Regions from separate parts of the Homo sapiens genome. Here region 2 is linked to region 1. Evidence: chromatin loops called from intact Hi-C (ENCODE). Cell type or tissue: mucosa of descending colon. All regions are shown on one strand. Links, peaks and the distances in the headings refer to the core of each region. The heading gives the core; the rest is flanking DNA.

Region 1 (16,174 bases), core at 4,187-12,186:
TATATCATATATACTTATATATAATATATATATATATATTTTGAGACAGTCTTATTGTGTCACCCAGGCTGGAATGCAATGGTGTGATCTCGGCTCACTGCGATCTCAGCTCACTGTGATCTCTACCTCCTGGGCTCAAGCAATCCTCCTGCCTCAGCCTCCTGAGTAGCTGGGATCACAGGCACGTGCCGCCATGCCCAGCTAAGTTTTGAATCTTTAGTAGAGACGGGGTTTTGCCATAATGGCCAGGCTGGTCTTGAACTCCTCAAGTGATCTGCCCACTTCAGCCTCCCAAAGTGCTAGGATTACAGGCATGAGCCACTGCACCCGGCCCTTCCCATATACTTTAAATCGTCTCTAGATTAGTTATAATACGTAATACTATGTAAATGCTATGTGAATAGTTGTTATACTATTCTGTATATTTTTAGGGAATAATGACAAGAAAAAAAAGTCTGTACACGTTCAATACAGATGCACCTGCCATTTTTTTTCCTGAATATTTTCAATCCGAAGTTGGTTGAATCCATGGATGTGAAACCCACGGATATGGAGGGCCACCTGATATGTTTCACAGTATCATAAAGATCCACGTCACTGATGGGTGGGTCAGAAAGGTCACTCCTAGTAGGCATTCAAAATGCCTTATTTCTCTTGGTCTATTCTACTCCAGTGACCTGTCTCCCTTTAGCAGCCTACTTCCCTGTGGACGTACTCTAGACTCTGAATAGCTCCATTTAAAAATGTCCCCTTTCTGGGAACGCTAGTACACTGTTGGTAGAAATGTAAATTAGTACAACCACTGTAAAAAACAGTATGGGACGGGCACGGTGGCTCACGCTTGTGGTCCCAGCACTTTGGGATGCCGAGGCAGGCAGATCACTTGAGGTGAGGAGTTCAAGACCAGCCTGGCCAACATGGTGAAACTCCGTCTCTACTAAAAATACAAAAAATTAGCCGGGCATGGTGGCACGTGCCTGTAATCCAAGCTACTTGGGAGGCTGAGGCAAGAGAATTGCTTGAGCCCAGGAGATAGAGCTTGCAGCGAGCCAAGATTGTGCCACTGCACCCCGGCCTGGGCGACAGAGTGAGAATCCGTCTCAAAAAAAAAAAATCAGTATGAAAGTTTCTCAAAAAACTAAAAATAGACCTACCATATGATCCGGCAATCCCACTGCTGGGTATATATCCAAAAGAAAGGAAATCAGTATATCGGGGAGATATCTGCACTCCCATGTTCATTGCAGTACTATTCACAATAGCCAAGAAATGGAATCAACTTCAGTGTCCATCAGTGGATGAATGGATAAAGAAAATATAGTACATACACACAGTGGAATATTATTCAGCTATAAAAAAGAATGAAATTTGTCCAGGCACGGCAGCTCACGCCTGTAACCCCAGCACTGTGGGAGGCCGAGGCGGGTGGATCACCTGAGGTCAGGAGTTCGAGACCAGCCTGGCCAACATGGTGAAACCCCATCTCTACTAAAAATACAAAAATTAGCTGGGCGTGGTGGTGCGCACTTATAATCCCAGCTCCCTGGGAGGCTGAGGCAGGAGAATTGCTTGAACCCGGGAGGTGGAGGTTGCAGTGAGCCGAGATCGTGCCACTGCGCCACTGCACCCTGTCCTGGGCAACAGAGCCAGACTCTTGTCTCAAAAATAAAAATAAAAATAGGGCGCAGTGGCTCATGCCTGTAATCCCAGCACTTTGGGAGGCCGAGGCGGGCGGATCACCTGAGGTCAGGAGTTCGAGACCAGCCTGGCCAACATGGCAAAACCCCGTCTCTATTAAAAATACAAAAAATTAGCTGGGCATGGTAGCAGGTGCCTGTAATCCCAGCTACTTGGGAGGCTGAGGCAGGAGAATTGCTTGAACCTGGGAGATGGAGTTGCAGTGAGCCAAGATCACACCACTGCACTCCAGCCTGGGCTACAGAGCGAGACTCTGTCAAAAAAATAAAAATAAATAAATAAAAAGAATGAAAGTCTGTCATTTGCAGCAACATAGATGGAACTGGAGGACATTGTGTTAAGTGAAATAAGCCAGGCACAGAAAGACAAATATCTCATGTTCTTACTCATATGTGGGAGCTAAAAAAGTTGATCTCATGAAGGTGGAGAGTAGAATGATGGTTACCACAGGCTAGGAAGGGTAGTGAAGTGAAGGGTGGGGGATGAAGAGATTGGTTAATGACTACAAAAATATAGTTAGATGGAAGGAATAAGTTCTAGCATTCTACAGCACAGTAGGGTGATTCTAGTTAACAGCAGCTTATTGTATATTTCTTTTTCTTTTTCCTTTTTTTTTTTTGAAATGGAGTCTCGCCCTGTCATCCAGGCTGTAGTGCAATGGTGCAATCTCAGCTCACTGCAACCTCCGCCTCCTGGGTTCAAGCGATTCTCCTGCCTCAGCCTCCTGAGTAGCTGGGATTACAGGCGAGCGCCACCATGCCCAGCTAATTTTTTGTACCTTTAGTAGAGATGGGATTTCACCATGTTGGCCAGGCTAGTCTCGAGCCCCTGACCTCGTGATCGCCCACCTCGATCTCCCAAGGTGCTGGGATTACAGGAGTGAGCCACTCTGCCTGGCCACTTATTGTATATTTCAAAACAGCTAGAAAAGGATTTGAAATGTTCCCAACACGAAGAAATGATAAATGTTTGAGGTGATGGATATCCTAATTACCTTGATTACACATTGTATGCATGTATCAAAATATCACATATTACCCATAAATATGTATACTTATTATGTATCAATTAAACAAAAGTTCCCTTCTTGACCACAAACTTTCCTTTCTGCCCACTAATCTTCAGAAGCCTCACTGGAACCTCCAGTGGTGTGACTGTAACTGCTGTACTACCTCCAGCTTCCTAGGCCCTCACCGTCCAGTCTGGACTTCATGATCCATCTCTAGCTGCTCTAATTGCCTTGCTCCTTGGCCCTGTGCAACCCATGTCCTGGCCACCACACCATTGCTGTGATACACCCAGTGGTCTGTTTTCTGTTTGTGTTCCAGGGGTGCTCCTGTCTGCTGAAAAAAAAAAAAAATTCTATGGTTGTATTGAAGTTGCCCCTGCCTGATCTTGGTCTTCAATTTCAGCTGGGTCGTCAGGTCTTCTATCTCATTCTTATATCTGTTAATGGCATTTCTAAAATGTGTCAATTTGTATAAATCCTTAATCCAACAGATTATCTTCAATAACTTTAATTCCTACTTTATCAATGAAATAGAGACCACCAAGCATGAAATCCCCCTTATGCCTATGAACAAAATCCATATCCACTCCCATTCCTACCTTCTTCTCTCTACTTCATTCCTTTCCAAGTTTTATTTATCTACTTGTTCTCTATATTCTTCCCACCCCAAATCTAGGGGCTTTACCCTATCAAATATCCTCGCTCCTGTATTTTTCTTTTTTGTTGTTGTTGTTGTTGTTGTTGCTGTTTGTTTTTTTAGACAGAGTCTGGCTCTGTTGCCCAGGCTAAAATGCAGTGGCACGATCACAATTCACTGTAGCCTGGACCTCCCAGGTTCAAGCCATCCTCCCATCTCAGCTTCCCGAGTAGCTGGGATTATAGGCACGTGCCACCATGCCCTGCTTTTTGTAGTTTTTTGTAGTTTGGGTTCTGCCATGCTGCCCTGGCTGGTCTCGAACTCGCGGGCTCAAGCAATCCTCTCACCTCTGCCCCTGCCTCTGCCTCTGCCTCTGCCTCCCAAAGTGCTGGGATTACAGGCATGAGCCACCGCACCAGGCTTCTCTTGTATTTTTGAAATCTTCTCTCACTGGCTTCTTCCCCTTGGCCTCTAGTCTCTTCCCCTCAGGAAATTAGCCTTAAGTTCCACGAGGGTGGGGACATCCCCATTCCTTTCCAAGTTTCATCTACTTTCTTGTCCTCCACATTCCCTCCCCAGCCAAGAAATCCAAGCTATTTAGCATGGTATGAAGAAGCTTTCACCATCTCCTCCACCCTTCCCTCTCAGCCTTAAGTCTCTCTGCTACTGTACATGAAATGGATATGTTCCTCATTTGATTCCTGATCTTGAGCAAACTTCATTTATTCATTTAACATGCATTGAGTGTCCAAATTCACTAGGTCATAATCTGACAGTAATTATTTATTCCCCATGACCATTCATCATTCCTCTCCCTTCTCATCTTGGAGAAATCATTTTTCTTTTTTTTTTTTTTTTTTTTTTGAGACACTGTTCTGTCATCCAGGCTGGAGTGCAGTGGCACAATCACAGCTCACTGCAGCCTCAACTTCCCCAGGCTCAGGCAATTCTCTCACCTCAGCCTCCCAAGTAGCTGGGACTACAGGCATGCACCACCACGCCTGGGCTAAATTTTTGTATTTTTTGTAGAATTGGGGTTTTGTCATGTTGCTCAGGCTAGTCGCGAATTCCTGGGCTCAAGCCATCCACCCACCTCGGCCTCCCAAAGTGCTGGGATTATAGGCATGAGCCACTGCACCTGGCCTCTTTTTCAATTTTCCTTTTTAGTTGACACTTTTTTTTTTTTTTTTTTTGAGACAGTCTTGGTCTGTCGCCCAGGCTGGAGTACAGTGACGTGATCTCAGCTCACTCCAACCTCTGCCTCCCAGATTCAAGCAATTCTCCTGCCTCAGCCTCCTGAGTAGCTGAGACTACAAGCATGTGCCACCATGCCCAACTAATTTTTGTATTTTTAGTAGAGACAGGGTTTCCCCATGTTGGCCAGACTGGTCTGGAACTCCTGACCTCAAGTGATCCGCCCACCTCGGCCTCCCAAAGTGCTAGGATTACAGGCGTGAGCCACCATACCCGGCCATAGTTGACACTTTTTTATATCCACCCAGTTCTTCTAAGTCCTCTGTGGTTGTGGACTTGCCACAAATAAGAGAAAAGAAGTTATCTGCTTCCAACTCCTGGGCCACCTGCCTTCTCTCCTATCCCTACCCCCTTTAAGGAAGACTAAGACAGGGTGTCTCCTTAATCTTCAGACACCATGATGCTGGGACCAGGGTTGACTCTAGGTGAAATTCTAAGGTAACCAAATTAGTATCATCACCCTCCTCCCTCCAGGAGCCCACTGTCACCCACCACAGCCTTTAGTATCCTTCCAGAGGCCTCTGGCTGCCTAGACTACTCAACAGTGACCCCTCACTCCTGGTCCAGTACTTTCTAAGCCATGCATACTGAGTCCAGGATCCCAAGTCACCCCTCCTCCTAGGGAATGGAATCACATGGTAACAGACCAGAATCTCTTCTGCTGTCTCCATGGTCCAGATAGAGCAATGCGATTTGGTGTGGGCATGACTGAGAAGACTAGTAGGGAAGGTCCTTTTCATAGAATGCTGGCCTGCTCCCGAAGACACTGCTCATGGAAGAATGGATAGAGTCATTAGTGCTGCATTACTCAAGGGACACCCCACGCCAGTGCTTAGACACCAGCAAAACTGGGGAACTGAAAAATAAAAGAAAAAATTAGAAACAGAATTTGATAGTTAATCTATATACAATATATGTTTTAAGTATAATCATGTTGAACTTTAAATGTTTCATGGCTTAATATTTTCATTCTGATTACATATGAAAAATGGGACACCACAATCTTTTCAGAGTTTAGAACCTTTAAAGTCTTCATCTAGTCTTGGTTAGGTGGAAGGTCTCTTCCTGGATGAAACCTTTCCTGATCCCTTGCCCAGGTAGTACCATTACTCCTATTTGGAGCCTTCTAAATGTACCCTGATTAACTTCTATCACTCAGCTTACCTAGTCTTTCCTTGCTTCTGCATTGCAAGTCCCTCCAGGGAAGGTCCTGGGTTTTATTCATCTTTGTATCCTTAGCACCTGTGCCTGGACTATAGTAGGAACTCAATAAATGGCTGATGGGATTAATGAAGAGATCTTTTTCTTTCCACAAATAGACACACACAGTTTTTCTTTTCTTTCTTTATTTATTTATTTATTTGAGACGGAGTCTCACTGTGTCGCCAGGCTGGAGTGCAGTGGCATGATCTCGGCTCACTGCAACCTCAGCCTCCCGGGTTCAAGCAATTCTCCTGCCTCAGCCTCCCGAGTAGCTGGGACTACAGATGTGTGCCACCATGCCCAGCTGATTTTTATATTTTTAGTAGAGACGGGGTTTCACCATGTTGGCCAGGATGGTCTCCATCTCTTGACCTTGTGATCCGCCCGCCTCAGCCTCCCAAAGTGTTGGGATTACAGGCGTGAACCACTGCATTCAGCCTTAGTTTTTCTAGTAATAGAATTAGGTCTTACAAAAAAAGGCCCAGAGATCCTTTTTGGGCAGCTTCCTGTCCCCAAGACTATTTCCTTGACCTCTCCAGCATAGCAGTAGACCATAAAAATGGACACAGGGTGCTGAGAAGCAGCTGAACCAGACGAAATGATGATTCTTATTTTGGGAGGTTTCAATCTCTTTGATAATCTAGCAAAAAACAGATCCTTTCCCCAGGAAAATGCACATTCAGACACACAATTTTCTAGTTTGGTTCCTGGACCACTTGATTGCCTCCCTTCCCTGGGAGGCTTCCCAATCCTCTCCACCCCCCAGCTTCCTTCCCACTCCCAGGTAAAGAACCCCTACCCTAGAGGCACTGGGTTCTAATCAGTATTCAGAGTGAGGCCATGGTCAGCTGCCCTATCCTCCCAGTGAGCCCATTCTTGTTCATTCTATAGCACCACTACTGCCCACTCACAGCCAAACACCTGGGACCTCCATGGAAATGGCATACGCTCTGAGAATAGCGAAGTTTCACCAAGGGGAGGAGGAGAAGACAACAGGACAGTTAAGCAAACAAAAAACAAACCACCTGAGTCACCAGAAGGGGAACAAGCCTAACTATTCAGCTCCTCTTCTGGGTGGCTGTATCTCCTCATTACCTAGTAAACTGCCACCAAATGTAAGAAGAAATAAATAAGAGTCCAAGCATTTATTTTATTACCAAAAACAATTTGTTAATAAACACGCTCAATGCCTCCAATCCTGTCCCTGAGGATAATCATGAAAGTCCTTGGGGTTGTAGAGGAAACCTTAAGAGGAAAATGGCTACTTGGTTATCAATGCCTTGGCTGGTGACAAAGAAAGGACCCTTGCAGGGACCAGTCACATGCCATCCTTGGGCCTAAGGAGCCCGAAAGATGGGAATGGATGTGAGCTAAGGATTTAATCACTGTCAAGCAGATCTTGAGGGTTATGGTTAAGCCTGATAACAGCCTCTTTAACAAGAACACACACATCCAGGATCCCCTCAAAGAATCCAGAGTCCTCAGGCTCCCCACAAAATGTAGTCTGGCAGAAAAGGGAAGTCTTTAGAGTCTGCAGAATGATGCAAACCCAGGCCAGAGTGGACCACACTGCTCTCGGCACCACTCCTAAAGGCATCCATTGGCAACGGCTGCCCACTAGGGGCACTGCCACTTGCCTGGCTCAAACTTCAGGACCTGGGGAAGAAATGGTCTGGCTCTGCGGCCTTCAAACCATCTGGATCTCTGGCTCCTCAGCTATTCCTTGAAGCTTTTCCATGATGCCCCCTGAAGGTGGCTCAGGGGCTGGGGGAGGCTCCCCTGGGGCTTCAGACAGCACATAGTAGACGATCTCTTGCTGGCCTTGGGCATTGGTCTGATTCACCACGTGGATGACAGAACTGGGGTTGTCCTGAGAGGCTGAGAGGGCTGTCCCTTCGCTACCCTTGCCCTCCTCTTCCTCTTCCTTACGTCCTGGCTCCCCTGGCACTGTTTCTAGAATAATGCCCTGCAGGCTGCTCTCGTTCAGCGACGTTCCCAGGCCCGATCCCTCTTGTGGTTGCCGCAGCAGTTGCTGTGTCAGCTCTACACTCTCGTAGCGAACCAGCTGCAGCCGCATATAGCCATCTTCATGTTCCTTGTACCTGGTGAGGTAGGAGCATAAAGGGCAGCAAACCCAGGCAGGGGGATACAGAAATGGCCGAGGCTGGCAAAGTAAGGAACAAACATGAGGGATGGAAGAAGTCCTGGAATCCAAGTGACAGGAGTTGAAGACAAAAAAGGTCTTTATTGGAATATGTAGAAGAAAAGGCAAGAGGGAAAGATCATTACTCAAAATGGAAAGTTTTATATAGAAACCCAACCAGAAAAACAGAGACTGACTGACTGTGTTGGAGGGTGAAAGTGTCAAAGGATTTATGAGAAGGCCTTGGAGCTAAGGATCAGAACCCTTAGACTCTAGCTCTAGTTCCAGCTGCAGGACTTTTTGGCACCATTTATTGGGTTTGGCACCATGCCTTACAAGATTCAAAAAACAGAAAAATAAGCTTTGCTCCACCATTATTCTTAGGATTCTTTGAATCTAAATGGAAATGGCAGACATAAAACCACCATCAAATTAAGGTTTTATTTATTTATTTATTTATTTTTGAGATGGAGTCTCGCTCTGTCACCCAGGTTGGAGTGCAGTGGCATGATCTCAGCTCACTACAACCTCCGCCTTCTGGGTTCAAGTGATTCTCCCACCTCAGCCTCCCAAGTAGCTGGGACTACAGGCATGTGCCACCATGCTCAGCTACTTTTTGTATTTTTAGTAGAGACGGGGTTTCACCATGTTGGCCAGGCTGGTCTCGAACTCCTGACCTCATGATCCGCCCACCTTGGCCTCCCAAAGTGCTGGGATTACAGGCGTGAGCCACCGCGCCCGACCCAAATTAAGGTTTTTAAAACTGGTTGAAAAGGTATAAAAACAAGTGTGTTAATCTGGGAAGGAGGGTTGAGAGACATACCGAAAACGGGGATGCCCTGAGGGCCACTTGAACTGGTGCTTCTTGCGAAGGTGCACGGTGAGGTTGTTGCCCCGTGTGAAGCATTTGTCACACACATGACATTTGTACCTTGGCTCAGAGTCTCCCTGATGGGGAAGGAAGGGAGAAATGAGACCAGCTCTTCACCCCAGGGTCCCCCATACTTCCACTAGTCCTTCCCAACACCAGCCCCACTCACTTCATGTACTTTGCGGTAATGGGACTTGATAGAGCAGAGGGATCGGGCACTGAAGGTGCAGTTCTCAAAATCACACCTGTAGGCTGGCTCCTCGCTGTGGGTATCCAGGTGCTTCTGGAGGTCAATAAGATTCTTGCAGCTGCCATGAGAAATCAGGAGGGATTGGAGGACATGGGGAACACTGGAACATGAGCTGTTTTCTGGTCCCTGGTCCCCCTTACCTGTAGTCACAACAGTCACATTTAAAGGGCCGGTCCTCACTGTGACGAAAGCGCATGTGGTTGCGGAGGGAGGAAGGCAGCGGGCAGGTCATGTCACACAGAGGGCACTTATAGTGATTCACTGAGAGAAGCAGAGAGGAGGCTGTGATGTGAGAACTTGTGGAACCTTGGAGGGCAGGAGGGAGGCTGTGGGCCGCAGGCCACTCACCATGGTTGCGCATGTGGTCCCGCAATAGCCGCTCTGTGGCAAATCTCTTGGAACAGTGAGAACACTGGAAGTGCTGCTCTGGGGTGGGGCAGGCAGAAGAAAGGAGGGCTGTAGGTGATAGTGGAGAGGCACAGAAAGGAGAGGGGAACCATCCCAGGCAGAAGGGAACCACCCAAGGAGAAAAGGAGAGCTTAGGGAGCTATGAATGGACACAGTATCATGGAAAGAGCATGGGACTTAGAGAACCTGAGTTAGAATTCCAGCTTCACCACTTACTAGCTGTGTGATCTCAGGTAAGTGATTTAACCTCTCTGAGCCTCAGTTTCCTCATCTGCAAAAAGGGGGATAAGAAGCCTACCTCATGGGGCTGTTGTGAGGATTCCCTAAGTAACTGATACGAGGTACAGTAAGTACTGAATAACAATGCCTACGAATCTGAATCAGCAAAGAGACTATGGGAGGTGCCTGAGCCCAAAAAGAAGAGGCAGCCAAAAGGCAGGTCTCTTCAGTGGCCACCCCCACTAGAAACATGCCCCTAACCCATTCCAAGCAGGACAGCCTGCATCCACCCCACTTCCTCTGACTACTTACGATCCAATGAGGTCTGGCGACGGATGTGATCTAAGAACTTGGTATTGTTGGCAAACATGCCCCCACAGGTGGGGCAGGCTACCACTTTCTCCTGGGTATGGCTGCGGAGGTGCTCTCGAAGTTTACTGCGGTCCTTGAAGGTGCAGGTACAGCCTGGGAAGGAAGCCCTATCAGTCTCCTGCCACAAAACCCCAGTTTTGCCTAGGATCTGGTACCCCTGAGTCTCTCCAGCCGGCAGTCAACCTTGCCCCTGTAGGACCCCTATCCCTTTCTGTCCCAGCTCTTCAGGAACCCCAGCGTTTCCTCCAGAAGCCACAAGTTAAGAAGCAGCCCTACCTTTCCAGCCACACAGCACCACCGGGTTGTCCTTGCCGACTGCTTCGTATTCACAGCACAGACTGTGTGCTTCCACATGCCGATAAAACCACTCAGGATTGTCGAAGGAATTCTGTGCCAGGGGCAACTTGGGGTGAGGACTGAGGGTGGGTAGAGGGACTCACCCCTATGTGCCCGAAGAATTCTTGGCTCTCTCCCAAATTAACTTGATGGGGATGGGAAATTTTGAGGAAAGGCACTGCACAGAAATGGAGGAGTGGCCGGGTGCGGTTGCTAAACCCTGTAATCCCAGCACTTTGAGAGGCTGAGGCAGGAGAATCACTTGAGGCCAAGAGTTCGAGACCGGCCTGGGCAACACACCCAGACCTTGTCTCTACAAAAAATTTAGAAGTTAGCAGGGCATGGTGGTACATGCCTGTAGTCCTAGCTACTTGGGAGGCTGAGGTGGGAGGATTGCTTGAGCCCAGGAGTTCAAGGTTACAGTGAGCTATGATTGTACCACTGCACTCTAGCCTGGGCTTCAGATCAAGAGCCTGTGTGTAAAAAATAAACAAATTTTAAAAGAGCAAAAGAAATGGAAGAGAGATACTAGCAGGAATCTTGGAAATATAAGGCATCCCTGAAAGGGACAAGGCATCAGAGTTAAGACCCCCAGCTTCCTTCCACCCCAATTACTGGCACTGCCTGCTGACCTCACAGTGCTCCCACAGACACAGGAAGTGGTCAGGGATATCAGGGATGACGTTCCGGCTCTGGAAGTCCAGGATGCAGGGGCCAAGGTCAGCCTGGCTTTGCAAGGCCTGCAGCCCCCACTGTTTCAGCTTGGTGTGGTAGCAGTGGAAGTAGACATGGCGGATGAGGTCAGCAGAACTGTCCAGAGAACAAAAGCCACATTCCTGCCACAAGCAGGAGAATTCTTCCTCTGTAGAAAGGGGTTTAAAAGGAAGAGTCTGACACTTTCCAAGGCTCAGGTCACCTTCCACCTGCAGCACTAAACAGAGAGTGAGGAGGCTGGACTCGTGAGGAGGCTGGACTCTAACCAAATTACCAGGGTTCATTTAGCAAATACCAGTATTTAATGACCATAAATTGTGTGCCAGTTAGAGGGACTATAACAAGTAAAAAGTGTCCCACTCCTTGCCCTCACATAGCTTTCAGTCAGGGAGAAAGCATATTCATCAAATAATCAGATCTATAAATATAAAACTGCAACCAGTGATGAGTGTTACAAAGCGGGGATATACATGGTGCTATAAAAGCATTAAACAGAGGTCATTTGACATGGTGTTCTGAGAAACGTCCCCATGTTGAACTCTGAAGTACGATGGATGAGTATCTGTAAATAGGTGAAGAAGTGTGGTCTAGGCAGAGGTGAGAGTGTGTGCAAGGCCTATGCCAGAAACAGACAGCAGAAATGGCCGGCACGCAAGTCCTCTGACTTGAGTTTCTGCAGTTCCTGATGAAGATGCTGCCTCTCGATCTGACACCTCCCACTTCTCCTTGTAAAACCACCACTCCTCCTTCCCCTCATGTTTTGCTCAAGATCTGCCTTCTCCAAGAAGGCCCCATCAACTCTTCCAATCCATTTCCTATCTCTCTAGCATCCCTAAGCACTGTATTTTCAGCGCTTTATATAAGTTAACTTGTTTTGAAACACAGATACTTTAGAAAATATAATCATTCCCCAATTTTGCCTTTGTATAAATATGACTTGAATTTTGAAACTATCAATTATGGTTCATAGTCATCAGACTTAAAACAGAATTTGGGGTGGGAGAAGGAGAGCTGCCTCCATATTTCCTGTAGAATAGAGTTTTTCAGACTGTGTTGTGACCCACTAGTGGGTTAGGAAATCAGTTCAGTGAACTATCAACCACATTTTGGGCCGGGTGCGGTGGCTCACGCCTGTAATCCCAGCACTTTGGGAGGCCGAGGCAGACAGATCACGAGGTCAGGAGATCGAGACCATCCTGGCTAACACAGTCAAACCCCGTCTCTACTAAAAAATACAAAAAAAAATTAGCTGGGCTTGGTGGTGGGCGCCTGTAGTCCCAGCTATTTGGGAGGCTGAGGCAGGAGAGTGGCATGAACCCGGGAGGCGGACCTTGCAGTGAGCGGAGATCGAGCCACTGCACTCCCACAAAAAAAAAAAAAAAGAAAAGAAAAATGTATTCCTGCCAGATGCAGTGGCTTATGCTTATAGTCCCAGCTGCTCAGCATGCTGAGGCAGGAGGATCACTTGAGGCCAAGAGTTTAAGATCAACCTGGTAACATAGCAAGACTCTGTCTCTAAAAAAAAAGTGGCTTTGGTCGGGCGCAGTGGCTCACGCCTGTAATCCCAACACTTTGGGAGGCCGAGGCAGGCAGATCACAAGGTCAGGAGTTTGGGACCAGCCTGGCCAATATGGTGAAATCCTGTCTCTACTAAAAATACAAAAATTACCCGGGCGTGGTGGCGGGCACCTGTAATCTCAGCTACTTGGGAGGCTGAAGCAGGAGAATCACTTGAACCCGGGAGGCGGAGGTTGCAATTAGCCGAGATCATGCCATTGCACTCTAGCCTGAGCAACAGAGTAAGACTCCATCTTACTCTGAAAAAAAGTTTTTTTTTTCCTTTTTCTTTTAAATCCTGCCACACTTATTAGTACCGTGACTTTGGGCAAGTTATTTTATTCCTCTGTGCCTCCGTTTCCTTATTTGTAAAATGGGTATAATAATAGTGCCTATCCCATCCTGGCTAACACAGTGAAACCCCGTCTCTACTAAAAATACAAAAAAAAATTAGCTGGGCATAGTGGCATGTGCCTGTAATCCCAGCTACTCGGGAGGCTGAGGCAGTAGAATTGCTTGAACCTGGGAGGTGGAGGTTGCAGTGAGCTGAGATCGCACCACCACACTCCAGCCTGGCGACAGAGCAAGACTCCATCTAAAAATAATAATAATAAATAATAATAATAATAGTGCCTATCTCATAGGCTCTTTGGGAAATAGTGCTTTAATGTAGGTTTAAAAAAGTACTGGCCGGGCATGGTGGCTCACGTCTATAATCCCAGCACTTTGGGAGGCTGAGGCGGGCGGATCACCTGAGGTCAGGAGTTCAAGACCAGGCTGGCCAACAGGGGCATCCTGGCTAACATGGTGAAAGCCTGTCTCTACTAAAAATACAAAAAAAAATTAGACGGGCGTAGTGGCACGCACCTGTAATCCCAGCTACTCGGGAGGCTGAGGCAGAAGAATCGCTTGAACCGAGGAGGCAGAGGTTGCAGTGAGCCGAGATTGCACCACTGCACTACAGCCTGGGCAACAAGAATGAGACTCCATCTCAAAAAAAAAATAAAGTACCCAGCAATACTTAACACACAGTAGGTACTATAGAATACAGTTCACTATTGTTATTGTTTTCAGATTGGATTTTATTAAAATCCCAGTTATTTGCTATTGATAAAAGGCATACCTAAAACATAAGTCAGACAAAGGTTAAAAAGTGAGAGATGGGGCCAGGTGCGGTGGCTCACGCCTGTAATCCCAGCACTTTGGGAGGCCGAGGTGGGCGGATCATGAGATCAAGAGATTGAGACCATCCTGGCCAACATGGTGAAACCCCATCTCTACTAAAAGTACAAAAATTAGTTGGGCGTGGTGGCGCGCGCCTGTAGTCCCAGCTACAAGAGGCTGAGGCAGGAGAATTGCTTGAACCTGGGAGGCAAAGGCTGCAGTGAGCCGAGATCGAACCATTGCACTCCAACCTGGCAACAGAGCAAGACTCCGTCTCAAAAAAAAAAAAAAAAATTGGAAGGTGGGAGTGGGGTTGGACTTGGTGGCACAAGCCAATAGTCCCAGCTACTTAGGAGGCTAAGGTAGGAGGATTGCTCGAGGCCAGGAGTTTGAGATCAGTGGGCAACATAAGCAAGATCCTGTCTCTAAAAAAAATTTTTTTAAAAATTGGCGTGTGGTGGTGGTACATGCCTGCAGTCCTAACTACTCGGGAGGTTGAGGCAGGAGGATCCCTTGAGTGTTGAAGGCTGCAGTGAGCTATGATCATGACACTGGACTCCAACCTGGGTGACAAGATGAAGCCCTGTCTCTAAAAAGTAAGATGTATTTCTGACTGGTTGCAGTAAAAGAAAAAAAAAATTGGGAATACTAGAAGAGTAAAAAAAAAAAAAAAAAAAACACAACAACAAAACACAGGTTGCCAACAACTTGTACAGAATGATTAAAAAAAAGCACATTCATCTGTATTTAAATATATGTAAACACAGGCAGAGAGATGTCAAAAACAATGTTCACTAAAGTACTGTCAGCAATTACTTCTTGATGGCAGGATGGCAGATTTATTCCTTATATCCTTGTTGACTGAGTTTTCTATAAATGAGTTTACAATGTTTTTATATACAACAAAAACACAATTAGGAAAATAAACCACCATTCTCTTAGGCCGCCTTCTCCCTCTAAGGAAAAGAAAGTCAGATTTTCCACCTTTCCTTGAGCTCCTCCCCTTCCTGTGTCCTGCTCTCTTACCAAGTGGGTCATCCTCCTCTTCCTCTTCCTCCTCCTCCCCAGAGCCATGCAGGTGCTGCTGCAGGTGCTGAGTGACATGCTCAAAGAACTTTTCCATGGTTGAGCACACAAAGGAGCAGGACCCCCACTCACACTGTAGCCACAGATTCTCCTTTCGGGGAACTTTCCCAGGAGGCGGCATGGCCTTCACCCTAGAGGAAGAGGAAGAAATCCACAGCTGCAAGAATTCCACCCAGGTGCTGCTGAGGGCAAAAAGCTGGGCAGGCAGCCTGCCTAGAATCAGCACGTGTTGTTCCAGTGACCCATGAGAAACCCTGCCCTTTTACAGTAAGGATGGAGTAATTCCTTAAATCCCTGGAAGATGTCTGGTGTTTGTGGAAAGGGAAAACAAAAACTAACACTATTGAGTGTGTGCCAGGCACTGAGCTAAACGCTTTAACAGACATTTTCTCATGAAGCTTCAGAGCAACCCACCAAGAAGGAATTATTCCTCTGTGAGGCAGAACAATGCTCAGGTTCAAACAGATGGCTTTTGAGAAGGATCAGGGTTCAAATCCTGGCTCCACTGTCTACCATCTACTAGCTGTATGACCTTTGTCAAGAACTTAACTTCTGAATACTCTCATCTGCAAAATGAAGATAATAAATCTTTTTGTTTTTAATTTCACACTTACTATATGTCAAGCACCACAGTAAGCATTTTATTTGCATTATGTCATTTAATTACCAACACCACCCTTTGCCGTAGGTGCTTTTTTTTTTTTTTTTTTTGAGATTGAGTTTCGCTCATCTCCCAGGCTGGAGTGCAATGGCTCGATTTTGGCTCACTGCAACCTCCGCCTCCCGGGTTCAAGCGATTCTCCTGCCTCAGCCTCTTGAGTAGCTGGGATTACAGGCGCCCGCCACCACGCCTGGCTAATTTTTATATTTTTCGTAGAGACAGGGTTTCTTCCCCATGTTGGTCAGGCTGGTCTCAAACTCCTGCCCTCAGGTGATCCACCCACCTTGGCTTCCCAAAGTGCTGGGATCATAGGTGTGAGCCACCACGCCCAGCTGGTAGGTGCTATTTTTAACCTCATTTATAGATAAACACCTGAAGTTCCAGAGGTCAACTGACTTGCTCACGGCCACACACTAGTGGTAATGGTAGGGTCATGTTGGGCTGACTCTAGTCCATATACGGTTCTACTCCATAGAGCCTACAGATGAGCCTAGAAGCTCCTTATTTCTTATTGAATCATAAGTCCCCTGCCAGACTTTCACAGTGCCATACAATCTGCCTTTACCTAACCTATCCAACGGTTTACTCCACC
Region 2 (14,236 bases), core at 396-8,395, 51 kb before region 1:
TGCAGCCCCAGGGGGAATCCAGGCTTCCAAGCCCCGCAGAGACCTGGCTGCCAGCTTCAGGCAGAGGGGTGGCTCAGCCTCAGGCAGCTGCTGAAGCCTCTCCAGGTCATTCTGTCCCCCAACAGGATACCCGTTCACTTCCAGAATCACGTCTCCCACTTGCAGCCCAGCCCGGGCAGCTGAGCCTCCTGGAGTCACCTGGTGTTGTGGGGGCATGCAGAACAGGGGACACCGGGGGAAAGTTTGCTGGCTTTAGGCTCTGGGAGGGAAGCAGAGGAAGACCGATCAGGCAGCAAAGGATCGAAGGGATTCAAGATCCATGGGGCATCAGTCACCTGGGAGATGAAGAGACGAGGCCCACTGGCCACACAACTGAGTCGGAAGCCATAGCTGCCACCAGGCCCAGGGTACAGGAAGCACTGTCGGGAGCCAAGAGGGACAGAAGGCACGCTTGTGTCTTCAAGTGAAGGGTCCTCTGTCTCAACCAGTGAGGCTGAGCTGCTGCCCCGGGGCGAGGCGGGAGCCTCTGTGTTCTCCAAGAAGAGGAGTGGGGACAGGCGAACCTGGAAGGTGGCAGGGAGAGCAAATCTTTCGGACCTCAGCCCTGCCCCACTCCTGCCCCAACCCTAGCCCCTGCCCCTCAGCACGCACCATGCTGAAGAAGCGGTCCGCCTCAGGGTCGACGACAGTGAGGGAGACACAGGAGCCCTGCCCCTGGATCCTGGACACTGTCTCCTCATGGCCCAGCCCCTCCACGCTCTCCCCAGCCACAGCCACCAGCCGGTCCCCAGCCTGCATCCCAGCCTTCTTGGCTGGCAGTCCCGGGTCCACCTCCCACAGGAACTGTCCTGGGGCATAGACATCCTCACTGCTCCTCTCCAGCTATCCTAGGCCACTGTGTACACACCAGGGGACTGACCCCAGAGTGAACGGGAAGAGGCGGCCCAGGGCCAGAGCTCAGACAGGGACACCTCTTCGGTGCACTGAAAGGTGTATATACGCTTGTGTGCCCACCCCAAGGCCCACCTTCCCCCACCGCCCCCAGGGCTCCCACTCACCAGGGCGACCGTCAAGGCCCTTTTCCTCCCGGAGCAGGAACCCAAAACCCTGGGGCCCTTTCTCCAGGTGCAGGCAGCGGGGCTTGGTGGGCAGTGCCCAGCCCTCTGCCAGGGGTGCAGCCAGGGGCAATCCCAGCTGGCGACACTGTTCTTCCACCTCTGGCCCTGCCACCAGCAAGGTCACCTGCTGTCCACTCTGCCAAAGCTGTGGGGACCCAGCAGGGCATCAGTATAACACCTGGGCAGGGAGAGAAGAGGTATGCTCCCCCCACAGCCCCTCCTCCCAGGCACTAAGTGGAGCCTGGCACAAACTGTAGAGGGGGAGGATGGTGATAAAGGTAGGAGACCAGATAAGGAGGTTAGGCGCATGGGGAAGGAGGCGTCTTCCCGAGGTGGGGCCCAGGCCCGGATTGGGGGAGGAGAGTGGGAGACAGGCAGTCACACCTTCCTGGTGAGTTGGTTGTGAGTGAACTTCTCCACACTGACCCCATTCACTTCCAGCAGCCGGGCCCCGGGGGGCACCCCTGCCCGCTCAGCTGCTCCTCCAGTACTTAGCACCAACCAGAAAGGACCCTGATTGCCTAGAAATTAAAAAAAAAAGCAAGGTCCAGTCTGTTTCCTGCCTGCCCTGAACAGGGGCTGAGATCCCTCATCCTTGCCGCCCCCTCGCACCCTCTGGGCTCACCATGGGTGACACTGAAGCCAAAACCACCCTCATCTTTCACTATGTGGCACAGCCGGGGCCGGACCCCTGGGCCTAGGGTGGGACAGAGGTGGGCATCTTCTCCCAGCTGAGCTCGGGCCACGTCATGTGCATGCCGTGCCAATACTGTCAGCAACACCCGAGGGCTGCTGGCCCGGATGCGGCGTACCACCTGGACAGAGGGCACGTGGGCGTGGGTTTGGTCTAGACCCTCTTGCCAACCCCCAGGACCTCCCTGGAATCCACATTTTTTTGCCAAGGGAATCGGCTTTTTTTCTTTTTCTTTTTTTTTTTTTTTTTTGAGATGGAGTTTTGCTCTTGTCGCCCAGGTTGGAGTGCAATGGTGCGATCTCAGCTCACCGCAACCTCCGCCTCCCATGTTCAAGTGATTCTCCTGCCTCAGCCCTCCCGAGTAGCTGGGATTACAGGCGCCTGCCACCACGCCCAGCTAATTTCTGTATTTTTAGTAGAGACAGGGTCTTGCCATGTTGGCCAGGCTGGTCTTGAACTCCTGACCTTGGGTGATCCACCTGCCTTGGCCTCCCAAAGTGCTGGGATTACAGGCGTGAGCCACTGCGCCCAGCGGGAATCGGCTTTCTAGATGCTTTCCCTACCCCTCTGACTTGGGCACTTCTAAATCCTGGGGTGTGGGGGAGTGAGGCTTGTGCCCTGCTGCCATACTGCCCAGGGGACTGAGCAACCCGCTTCTCTTTCTGAGGTGCTAGCATGCTCTCCTGGACCACAGCCTTACCACCGCATAGTCTTCGTGTTCCACAACATCATTGTTCACCGCCAGGATCCTGTCTCCTTCCTGAAGACCCTGGCGCTGGGCAGAGGTGCCTGGGTCCACCCTGCACACCACATGCCCAGCCCTGCCCAGCTCCTGCTGCAGGTGGAAGCCAAAACTCTTGCCCTCCTCTTTGCTCAGTAAACAGAAGCGAGGCCGCTCCAGGCTCCAGGGATCTGGAGGGTGAGGTGGGCAGCAGAAAAGGGGGAGGAGAGGGCACAGCCCAAGTACAGGTTCGCCGTGTGCCTGGCAGACCCTGTGTCCTGATAGGGTGCTGGGCAGTTTCTGCCTGGTTGGGTGTTGGGTGGTGGGGTTCGTGGGCAGAGGGACTGGGACAGGAGAAAACACCCGGCCCCTCCTATCTCTACTCCCAACCAAGGCTGTTATCAGAGGGAGACCGAGTGAGTGGTTACCAAGGAGATCGGAGGCCGTGTGGAGCCGTGGTGCCTCCAGGGATAGGGAATGGTTGCCAGGGGGTGAGGGAGTTACCATAGGGGTCGTGGTCTTCGGCCAGGGAGAGGACAGGATTATCAATGCCCAGCTTTGGGTTAAACTTAAACTTCCTGCAAGGAGGCAGGGGAAGCAGGTACAAGCTGGCAGCTGGACTTGGGTCCCAGGATCTCCTTTAGGTGCTAATGGCAGTGAAGCGCTTCGCTGCCTCCAATTATTTCCTCCCCTTGCCCCAACCCTCGTGGCACTTACAGAGTTAACGAGGCTGTGTCCTGCAGATCTACTGGGCAAAGAAGTGGGTGAGAGGAGGAGAGTCACATTCTTCTCCCCAGATGTGCCTCTTCCATTGGCATAAACTAAAAGGACTCAGGGAAACCCCCAAACTCAGGGCATGCCCCCTCCTTTCTGCTCCAAAGGGGTCTTCTCTTCTCACTGCCATACACACAGGACTATTGTGCGGTCCCCTCCCTTTCTCTCCCCCCAAGTCCTTGGCACATAAATCTGAGCATATCAGTACAGGGTGTGGACCAGGAAGACAGACATATCAACTCATTACTTTTCTCCTGACTTGTTTACCTGCCTCAGGGCTCCAAGCCCCAAAATCAAGTGTGCCCTGGTCCCAAAGCTTCAGCCTCCAAGTCGGCCCCCTGCCTGTCCCAAAGTCCCCTGCAGAGGATTTCTCCTGGCCTCCTACCTGCGGCTTTCTCCATAGCTGGATCAGCAACCCAGTGCCCGGGGTAGGGACAAGGTTCATCACAGCCACTGATCCTCCCACCCATCCCCTCCCAGGTCCCGCCTCCTTGAAGACGCTGTGGAAGCAGTGGGGTAATGGTTAACGGGAGTGAGAGTCTTTTTTTTTTTTTTTTTTTTTTTTTTTTTTTGAGACCGAGTTTAGCTCTTGTTGCCCAGGCTGGAGTGCAATGGCATGATCTTGGCTCATCATAACCTCTGCCTCCCAGGTTCAAGCAATTCTCCTGCCTCAGCCTCCCGAGTAGCTGGGATTACAGGCATGCACCACCACACCTGGCTAATTTTGTATTTTTAGTAGAGATGGGGTTTCTCCATATTAGTCAGGCTGGTCTCAAACTCCCCACCTCAGGTGATCTGCCCTCATCGGCCTCCCAAAGTGCTGGGATTACAGGCGTCAGCCACCGTGCCCCGCTGAGAGTCTTATCCTCTGGAAAACTGTGTGGGTTCCTCCTGAATCTATCCCTGGGCCCCAACTTTTTCTGGAGACCCTGAATCTGACCCAGTTGCCCCTCTGTGCAGAGAAAGGCAGATTGCTGGTCACTAACTCCAAGCCTGGGGGGTAAGTGTGAAAAGGGTGATAATTCTATGGCCCATAGTATGGTTTGGCTGTGTCCCTACCCAAATCTCATCTTGAATTGCAGCTCCCATAACTCCCTCGTGTCATGGGAGGTACCCGGTGGGAGGTAATTAAATCACAGGGGCAGGTTTTCCCGTGCTGTTTTCATGATAGTGAATAAGTCTCATGAGATTTGATGGTTTTATAAAGGGGAGTTCCCCGGCACACACTCTCTTGCCTGCTGCTATGTAAGATGTGACTTTGCTCCTCATTTGCCTTCTGCCACGATTGTGAGGCCTCCCCAGCTATGTGGAACTGTGAGTCAATTAAACCTCTTTCGTTTATAAATTTTTTTTTTGACAGAGTTTCACTCTTGTTCTCCAGGCTGGAGTGCAGTGGCACTATCTCGGCTCACGGCAACCTCCACCTCCTGGGTTCAAGCAATACTCTTGCTTCAGCCTCTCGAGTAGCTGGGATTACAAGCATGTGCCATCACACCCAGCTAATTTTGTATTTTTAGTAGAGACGAGGTCTATCCATGTCGGTCAGGCTGGTCTCAAACTCCTGACCTCAGGTGATCCGCTCACCTCGGCCTCCCAAAGTGCTGGGATTACGGGCGTGAGTCACCATGCCCAGCCTCCTTTATAAATTACTTACCCTGTCTTGGGTATGTCTTTATTAGCAGCGTGAGACTGGACTAATACAGCCCAGCATGGCCAACCCCCATGCCAATATCTTGTTCATGGGCCCTTCCAGCCTCCACTGCCTCTGAACCTAGTGCCCAAGAACCACTTGCAATAGATCATGGTTGGTAGTTTAACCAGAAAGACCAAGAACAGTGCCCTTTCTTGGAAGCACCAGGCAGTAAAGAAGAGGCCACAATTGGTAGAAGGCACACGGCTTTTTAATAGCAGCAAGTCAGGTGCATCTGCCTCGAGGGGCTACCAAGCCATCATACCATTGTGGCAAAGGGGGCATGAGGATGAGGAGAAAGCACCAATGTGAGGGCATCCTCGGTGTCCACAGGTGAGCATAAGGCAGGAGGGGAAGCTTCCAACACATCTGGATGGCGACACCCCTGGCATGGCAGACATAAGATGTGAGCCCCTTGGTGACACAGTCAGAGGCTCTTTGAGAGGAGGGGGAGGCAAGGTTGGTAGTGGTGCTTCAGGGCACTCTGGCCATCCAAATGCCACATGCTTTGGTCCTTCTAGCTGAATGGAGAGGAGGCATGTTCCATCTCCAAGCCCGAAGCATTGATTCACCATCTTTAACTTGGAGATTCCAGACTCAGTCCTGGTCAAACATGCCCTAGGAGGGCAACTGGCTCAGCTATGCCCATTCCTCTGCCTCCAGACCTGAAGGAATCTTTCTAGAGGGAGCAGTGCAAGCCAGGAGGCCACAGAGGGAAAAGGTTTAGGGCCAGTGGTCACATAGCTAGGTGCCTGCCGCCAGTGTCTCAGCTTCCAGAGCTTCCCAGCTGCTCCAGGAGGGCCCTGACCTCGCCCTCCACTCGCAGCAGCTGGGCCTTGCGCCAAGGATTAAGGGTGGCACCCCGGCTATCTTCCAGATCCCGCAGTAGGAGCTCAAGGTGTCGCTGAACCCGGGCCCGATCCCAGCTATTGAGGTTCCGCTGGACTTCACTGAGGATCACTGACCAGTATTCTGACACCGCCGTCCCCTCTGTCAGTGACACCACCACCCGGGCACCACCTTCAGCAGCACCCCCCAAGTCTCGCAAGACCTGGCGGCCCTCTGAGCTCAGCTCATTGAAGTAGAGGCTGGCAGGAGAGAGAAAGTCGATGCCATTCAGTAGAGCTCTGAGAAGGAGGGCCCGAGGGTAGATGGATGGAAAGTCAGGGGGCCTCACAACTCATCTCCTGGCTGCAGAGTGCGATCAGGTAACTGCAATGAGCCAGAGGTGGAGGCTGCTGGCCAGTGGGAGGCAGGGACTAATACTAAAATTCTTTTTTTTTTTTGTTTTTGTTTTTGTTTTTGTTTTTGTTTTTTTTGAGATGGAGTCTTGCTCTGTCACCCAGGCTGGAGTGCAGTGGCATGATCTCGGCTTACTGCAACCTCCACCTGCCGGGTTCAGGTGATTCTCCTGCCTCAGCCTCCCAAGTAGCTGGGATTACAGGTGCGCACCACCACACCCAGATAATTTTTGTATTTTTAGTAGAAACGGGGTTTCACCATGTTGGCCAGACTGGTCTTGAACTCCTGACCTCAGGTGATGTGCCCGCCTTGGCCCCCCGAAGTGCTGGGATTACAGACGTGAGCCACCACAGCCGACCCTGATACTAGAATTCAGTGGGACCAGAGACAGTAGGGCTTTAGGAGAAATGGTGGTAGGGAATTGGTGCAGTTTAAGCGCCAGTCACAGAGGGGGTGGGTTGGCTCAGAGCTAGGTTGACAAGGATCAGTCAGAAACCAGGAATAAAGGACAGGCACCAGGCCCAGGCCCAGAAGCACTCCCTAGGATTGGAGGAGCACAGTTGAGAGAGGGAAGTAGTCTGAAGGGCTGGGGGCAATGGGACCAGGGACAGGACTCACTGTAGCAGTTCCAGGGAAGGGTGCTCCCGGGCAGCTCTGGCCAGGGCCAGGGCCGCTGTGTCACCAGCACCGTTGTACGCCACGTTCAGCTCCTGCAGCTGCCGGTTGCGGTCCAGCTGGGCAGCCAGCAGCTCCAGGCCTTCGTCCCCAAGGCCCGTGTGCAGCAGGGACAGGTGCGTCACTGAGGTGTTTCCTGCCAGCCCCTCCATTAGCACGGCAACACCTGCCGCCGTCAGCGGGTTGTTGGACAGCCTACAGCCACGTGCAACCCAAGGTTATGAGGGCTCATTGAGAGGAGGGGGAGGCAAGGTTGGGGGTGGTACTGGCAGCCTTAATGGGGCAGCCCTGTGCTGGGTGTCAGGACTTGGGCCAAAGAGGGCCCTGCATGGGGCAAGAGGAACCTGGACATAGAAATGCAGGCCCAGGAGAAAGGCTGGAGCAATAGGGGGTGTGGCGCCTGGCAGAGGAGTCAGAGTAGGGGAGCTGGCCTTTCCTTCCCTCTTCCCCTGACTCCCTTCTTATCTATTCCCTTCCTTTTCACCATTTCCGTTTCCCTTTTTCTGCCTTTTTCACCCCCTCCACAGCCTCTGCTTCTCCCTCCCCTCTGACTCCCCTATCCTTCTCCCTGCTCTTCCTTTTTCTCTCCTCATTTGCCTCCCCTTACACCAATCAGAAACTGGGAACCCAGGAGCTCAGGTTCCCCACATATCAGTCAACACTTAAGGGGTGTCTACTGAGTGCCCAGCATTAGGGTCCTCCTCGGGAGGCTGCAAGAAAAATCCTGGGAGGGGATCAGTGGCACTGTTACCAGGCAACCGGCCTAGGTATTATTCCACCCTCTCTCCCCACCTCCCCCAGGCTGATTTTAGCCACGTGAGAGGTTTCTTAGCACCCATTACAGGTGGCATGTTTCCCTGCTGCCCTGCTGCTTGCAGTGGACCTGGGGGAAGTGGAGGGGACAGGTCAGGGCCTAGACTCTCCTCCATTTACTATCCCTTGGGTGGGTCTGTGCCAAGTATGTCAGGAAGCAGGGAGCTCACCCTTGACCTTAGCTGGCCACCAGGATGCCCCACTCCCAGGTCACTCACCGCAGTGTGGTAATTTGGCACTGGTCATGCAGCAACAGGTCTCGGAGGTCCTTGCAGGCCTCAGGGCCCAGGCTGTTGAGTTGCAAGCTGGAGCAGAAGGTGGCCAGAGGGGAGGTGAGAGACCAGGGAGGGAATTCAGCAGGCAGTCTGTCCATCTACCATGCCTTTTTTTCATCAGCCTGCCTCTGGGAATCTATACCTGCTTCCCCTTTTTTGAGAGACAGGGTCTCACTCTGTTGCCCAGGTTGGAGCACAATGGCATGATCACAACTCACTGCAGCCTCAGACTCCTGGGCTCAAGCAATCCTCCCACCTCAGCCTCCCGAGTAGCTGGGATGATAGCTACATGCCACCACACCTGACTAATTTTTTAATTTTTTGTAGAGACAGGGTCTTGCTATGTTGCCCAGGATGGTCTCAGACTATTAGGCTCAAGTGATGCTTCTGCCTTGGCCTCCCAAAGCAGTGGGATTACAGGCAGGAGCCACCATGCCTGGCTCCTCCCTTCTGTTGCTCCTGTCACCTCCACCCAAACTAGACTTTTTTTTTTTTTTTTGAGACGGAGTTTTGCTGTTGTTGCCCAGGCTGGAGTGCGATGGCATGATCTCAGCTCACCGCAACCTCCGCCTCCCAGGTTCAAGCAATTCTCCTGCCTCAGCCTCCCAAGTAGCTGGGATTACAGGCATGCACCACCATGCCTGGCTAATTTTGTATTTTTAGTAGAGACAGGGTTTCTCCATGTTGAGGCTGGTCTCGAACTCCTGACCTCAGGTGATACGCCCGCCTTGGGCTCCCAAAGTGCTGGGATTACAGGTGTGAGCCACTGCTCCCGGCCCCTAAACTAGACTTCTTCATCCCACCTTCTGGTCACTCATCGGTACCTCTGGTTTCCCTGGCACTTTCTTTTCCCACTTCTTCACCTCCAACCCTCTTCCCTCTTCATGCCTGTGCATGAGGATAGGTCCTCACCCCAGCTTCCGGGCACGCAGGAAGACAGGCAGGAGTGTGCGCAGCCCAGCAGGATCTAGCTGGCAGGAGGCCAAGTTCACCTCATCCAGGGCATGCCTTCCGCTGCCCAGCACAGCTGCCACCACTGTGCACTTGACTGGTGTCATGCGCACACCTGCCAGGTTGAGCTGACGCAGGGAGCTGAGCACCTCAGCGGAGAAGCGCTGGTTCTGGAACTCATAGTGGAAGAAGAGGTGGTCAAGGAGCTCTGATGGGGGCAGCACCTGCCGGCCCAGCTTGCCCAGCTTCTTCTTGATGGCCTGGGCATTCTCCAGGGCATCCAGGTTCTTGATGGGGCAGCCAAGCTGAGCTAGCACAGCTCGGTTGTGGGCAGAGAGAAGCCCCCCCATGAACATGGGGAAGAGCTCGAAGACTTCATCCTCAGGGGGCTCATCTGGGTGGCGCCGGGGGCCCTCCACGCCCAGGATACTGGCGCCCATCTGGTCCAGAACATCATCGTTGTAGTAGTCCTCCTCTCGAAACATCTCCAGCACCATGGCCTGAGCCACCGCCTCCCGGCTTTTACCCACCATGCGCCCAAACACTCGTGGAACCACCTGAAAAAGAAGCAGGGGAGAGTCACTGTGGCCTTCCATGTGCCTGTTCAGCCTTCAAGGTTCAGCTTAAGGTACACTCCCATGACTGCTCCAGCCCTGTGATCTCCCCTTGAACTTAGCATAATTTGTCTGATCATGCTACTCCCCTGCTGCGACACCTTCCATGGCTCCCTACTGCCTATGTGGCAAACTCCAAACATTTAGCCTGGAATATGAAACGTTTCTTAAAACTAGAGATGGGGTCTTGCTGTGTCACCTAAGCTGGTCTTGAACTTCTGGGCTCCCTAGCTTAGGCCCCCCAAAGTGCTAGGATTATAGGCATAAGCCACTGCACCTGGCCCAAAACTTTTCATAATTTGGCCCTAATTTGACCTTTCCAGGGTCATCTCTCAACACCTGTCTCATGTGCTGCAGACATTAGGAACTTCTTTCTCTTTCCCAAACACCCTGATACATTTTCAAACCCAGGAGGTGGTGAGAAGGAATTAGCATGTATTACACACTTAGTTTGGGACCGGGCTAGGTATCACAAATACATCACCATCTTCAACATGCAGTTCCTACTGCTTTAAGGGCCTGTGTGATCTGGGCCCTGCCGACTACGATGCCTTCATCACAAGCCTCTTGGCCCCACTCGCTATGCTCCTGCCCTTTCGGCTTTTTTCATCTTAACAGTGCCAAGGTTTTTCCTCCTTCAAAGCCTCCATAGGCCAGGTGCAGTGGCTCATGCCCGTAATCCCAGCACTTAGGGAGGCCGAGGTGGGAGGATCACTTGAGCCCAGGAGTTCTAGACCAGCCTGGGCAATGTAGCAAGATGCCATCTCTATTAAAAAAATTTTCTTAATTAAAAATAAATTAGCCAGGCATGGTGGCATGTGCCTGTAGTCCCTTGAGCACTGGAGGTCAGGGATGCAGTGAGCTGAGATCACACCACTGAACTCCAGCCTGGGCAACAGAGCAAGACCCTGTCTCAAGAGAAAAAAAAAAAAAAAAAGCCTCCAGGGTGCTGCCCTTTCCTGGGGCATTTCCCCTCCCCCAACTTCTTCCTTTGGCTAATGCTACAAGGGTCAGACGACATGCCCTTCCACAAAGAGGCTCTCCTGACCCCGCAGACCAGTTCCCCCACTATACACTTTCATGGCATCTGGGGCTCCTTCTTCCCAGGCATTTGCTGTAATTTTTCCTTATATGGTTACATTGATATTTTTGTGCTCAAACTGTGCAGGAAGTAGCAGTTTCCTTCTGGGAGAGGAGCTCAGACTAGATCAGAAAGGGCTGAAACCTGTAGTTTTGTTAACTGACATTTCCTCAGATTCTAACACATTGCCTGGCACACAGCAGGCACTCAAATATCTGACAAAGAAATAAATGTTGGGGGTTTGTGATATCTTCCCCCATTCCTGCAATGGTTCTGAAAGGGAAGAAGGGTCATTCCTCTGGCAACAAACCATGACGTTGTTTTGTGGCACGTCCTTTAACATCTGGGTTTTTTTTACTTTTTAATGTTTTAATTTTTATTTGTTTAGAGACAGAGTCTTGCTGTGTCACCTAGGCTGGAGTGCAGTGGTGTGATCATAGCTCACTGTAGCCTTTAACTCTTAGGCTCAAGCGATCCTCCTGCCTTGGCCTCCTGACAGCTGTGACTACAAGTGTGCCCCACTGCACCTGGCTTGTTTTCATGTTTATATGTGAGGTTACTCTCATAGAGGTGATAGTGCCCCTTCTCCAACACCAACCTGTGACAGAATATGTCACCCTGTGAAGCTGAATCCACAGGATGGTGAATAAACAGATGGGCTCAGTGCTCTGCCAGGGCAACCCTCCCTCCAAGAGGGCTTGGGGGTGCAGGGCTGACAATTCTGCTGGGTTTTCAATAACTGGGGGCTTTCTGAATCCCCTCGGGAGACTGCAGCCTCTCGTTGCAACTCAGGTCCGGCAGGCACATCCTCAAGGCGGGGTGGCCTCAGCAGCAGCTGTGACCTCCTGTCGGAGGTGATGTGTGAGAAGGGGTGGGCTGCCCGAGCCTGTTTCTTTGTTTCTTTCTTTTTTCTTTTTTTTTTTTTGTGAGACAGAGTCTCGCTCTGTCACCCAGGCTGGAGTACAGTGGCGCGATCTCAGCTCACTGCAACCTCCACTTCCTGGGCTCAAGAGATTCTCCTGCCTCAGCCTCCCGAGTAGCTGGGATTACAGACACGTGCCACCACACCCGGCTAATTTTTGTATTTTTAGTAGAGATGGGGTTTCACCATGTTGGCCAGGCTGGTCTGGAACTAAGTCTGTTTCTATGTGTGACAAACAATTAAACAGCATAGGCCGGGCGTGGTGGCTCACTCCTGTAATCCCAGCACTGTGGGAGGCTGAGGTGGGTGGATCACCTGAGGTCAGGAGTTCAAGACCAGTCTGGCCAACATGGAGAAACCCTGTCTCTACTAAAAATACAAAAATAAGCCGGGCATGGTGGCAGGTGCCTGTAGTCCCAGCTACTTGGGAGGCTGAGCTGGGAGAATCACTTAAATCCGGGAGGTGGAGGTTGCAGTGAGCAGAGACGGTGCCACTGCACTCCAGCCTGGGCGACAGAGCGAGACTCCATCTCAAAAAAACAAACAAACAAAAAACAATTAAATAGCACTTACCATGTCCTAGACCCTGAGGATGAGTTCATTTCATCTTCATATTAGGCCAGTGATATAAGTTCTAGTATTATCTCCATTTCACAGATAAGGAATCTGAGGCACAGAACTAAGTAACCTGTCCAAAGTCTCACAGCTAATAAGTAGCAGAGCCTGGATTTGAACTCAAATAGCTGAGTTACCAAATCCCTGTTCTTAGCCCTTATGCTTTGGTGCCTATAAAAATAAAAAGTTGGCTGGGCACAGTGGTTCACACCTGTAGCCCAGCACTTTGGGAGGCCAAAGTGAGAGGATCACTAGTGAGACCCCATCTCTACAAAATTAAAAATTTTTTATTTTTTAATTTAATTTAATTTTGTTATTATTATTTTTTTATTTTTGAGAGGGAGTCTCTGTTGCTCAGGCTGGAGTGCAGTGGCGCAATCTTGGCTCACTGCAACCTCTGCCTCCCAGGCTCAAGCAATTCTCCCGTCTCAGCCTCCCAAGTAGCTGGGATTACAGGCACCCGGCACCACACTTGGTTAACCATGTTGGCCAGGTTGGTCTCAAACTCCTGACCTCAGGTGATCTACCTGCCTCGCCTCTCAAAGTGCTGGGATTACAGGCGTGAGCCACTGCACCCGGCTACAAAATTAAAATTTTAAAAATTAGCTGGGGATGGTGGCACATGCCTGAGGTCCCAGCTACTCAGTGAAGTTGAGGTGGGAGGATTGCTTGAGCCCAGAAGGTCGAAGCTGCAGTGAGCTATGATTGCACCACTGCACTCTAGGCCTGGGCAACAGAGTAAGACTCTGTCTCAAAAAATAAAAATAAAAATACATTTAAATTTTTAAAAAGTGTTGAAATTCTGCCAGCACTAACCAGCACTCTGCCTCCTCAAAATGCGTTGCTGAAACATTCCTAGAGAAAACAAAGGTTACCTAGCAAGGTCCCACAGCTCGACAGACATATCCGTAATGCACCAGTATAGTTTGGCAGAAAGAGCACAGGATTCAGAATCACAAAGCCCTGGGCTTTTAAACTTACTATTTGAGTGATCTTGGACAAGTTACTTTACCTCTCTGAGCCTCAGTTTATTCATCTATAAAAGGGATCATAATAGTATTTCCTTTCCAGGAGTAATGTGAAAAACAAAAGGATGAACACTGATAACGCGCCTGGCACACATCACACAGAGTGGCTCCTTCCAGCCCTCAAAGACCTCGCTCAGCTGTGCCACTCACAGCACAGTCCTCAGGTCTGTAATTTGGTTTCTGGAGTGGACCTGCCCTCATGATGACTCCCCTAAGCCAATTACCAATGCCATTTATCTTCCTAGTATAAATGAATAAAATGGCATCTGCTTTATAAACCCGTCTCTGGTGATTTAGTTAGGATGAGTCATCACTCTCAGAGCCTAATCACCTCTGGAGGAGCAGACACAATCGAGTTTCTGGACCTGCAAAGCAGAGGATAGGCCTGCCTCCTAGGAGGAAAGACACAAAAAGGAAACCATTTTTAGGAATCCATGTAGCATTATTATTAAAGTCCCCACGTCCCCAGGTTCCCTTCCCCAGCCACCAAGCCTTCCCCAGCCTTGTGGCTTCTCTCTCTGCAATCCCACTAAAAGCCAAAATGCTCAGAGCTGAAACCAGATCCAGGGAGAAGATTCATACCTTTGCAGGAAGCAGCAGTTTCCTGCTGGGAGAGGAGCAAGGGGTGAACAGGGAACCATGTGGGGGCGTGGGCGGCTTGGGGTGCTGGGGAGGGAAGGAGCAGGTTGGGGGGTTACCTTGATCGGGATGTTACCTTGATCAGGTTGAAGAGCAGAGGCAGAGCCCGCAGAGGCAGCAGCTTGGCCATGATGCCCAGTACCAGGCTGACGTCCTCCCCAACACGGCCCACGAGCTCAGCCACTTCCTTGCCCACCTTTTGCAGGGTCGTCTTGCGCAAACCCAGCACAATGTAGAGGGCAGCCAGGTATTCCTGCATGGCGGGCACGGTGAACACGAAGGTGCCTGCACGCCCTGGCTCCACACATGGGGCCAGGAAAAACCTCAGGGCATCCCGACGGAAGATGTGCAGCAGCTGAAACTCCTCCTCCGTCCTGATGCCAG

The links. Hi-C counts contacts between places; a loop is a spot of excess contacts. Peaks named below come from ENCODE experiments on the same cell type or tissue, not always from the same donor. Only the 100,000 strongest peaks of a DNase experiment are listed, where the experiment ranks them.
Region 2: it touches region 1 in a loop (1.8-fold over the local background); 63 of 110 quality-filtered maps call a loop at or near these places.

What each region holds. Positions count from the first base shown.
Region 1 is chr11:119,125,813-119,141,986 of GRCh38, reverse strand. HINFP (histone H4 transcription factor) reads right to left here. Exons shown (of 10, transcript NM_198971.3): 2 at 14,862-15,052; 3 at 11,033-11,262; 4 at 10,341-10,452; 5 at 10,005-10,157; 6 at 9,414-9,491; 7 at 9,206-9,326; 8 at 8,985-9,123; 9 at 8,768-8,892; 10 at 5,928-7,903. The coding sequence starts at 15,042. The coding sequence ends at 7,489. Among named protein-coding and RNA genes, the nearest start is that of HINFP, 12 kb to the right of the region's middle. In mucosa of descending colon, for the core only: a CTCF peak has its summit at 7,417; no DNase peak of the experiment used is centred there.
Region 2 is chr11:119,174,967-119,189,202 of GRCh38, reverse strand. NLRX1 (NLR family member X1) reads right to left here. Exons shown (of 10, transcript NM_001282144.2): 6 at 13,929-14,236; 7 at 8,915-9,510; 8 at 7,946-8,032; 9 at 6,858-7,109; 10 at 5,187-6,085. The coding sequence ends at 5,764. NHERF4 (NHERF family PDZ scaffold protein 4) reads right to left here and starts at 3,728. Exons shown (of 11, transcript NM_001168468.2): 1 at 3,693-3,728; 2 at 3,251-3,278; 3 at 3,038-3,111; 4 at 2,513-2,724; 5 at 1,744-1,933; 6 at 1,503-1,639; 7 at 1,059-1,263; 8 at 652-848; 9 at 336-563; 10 at 1-198. The coding sequence starts at 3,708. In mucosa of descending colon, for the core only: no CTCF peak of the experiment used is centred there; a DNase peak (open chromatin) is centred at 3,762; H3K4me3 peaks cover 698 bases.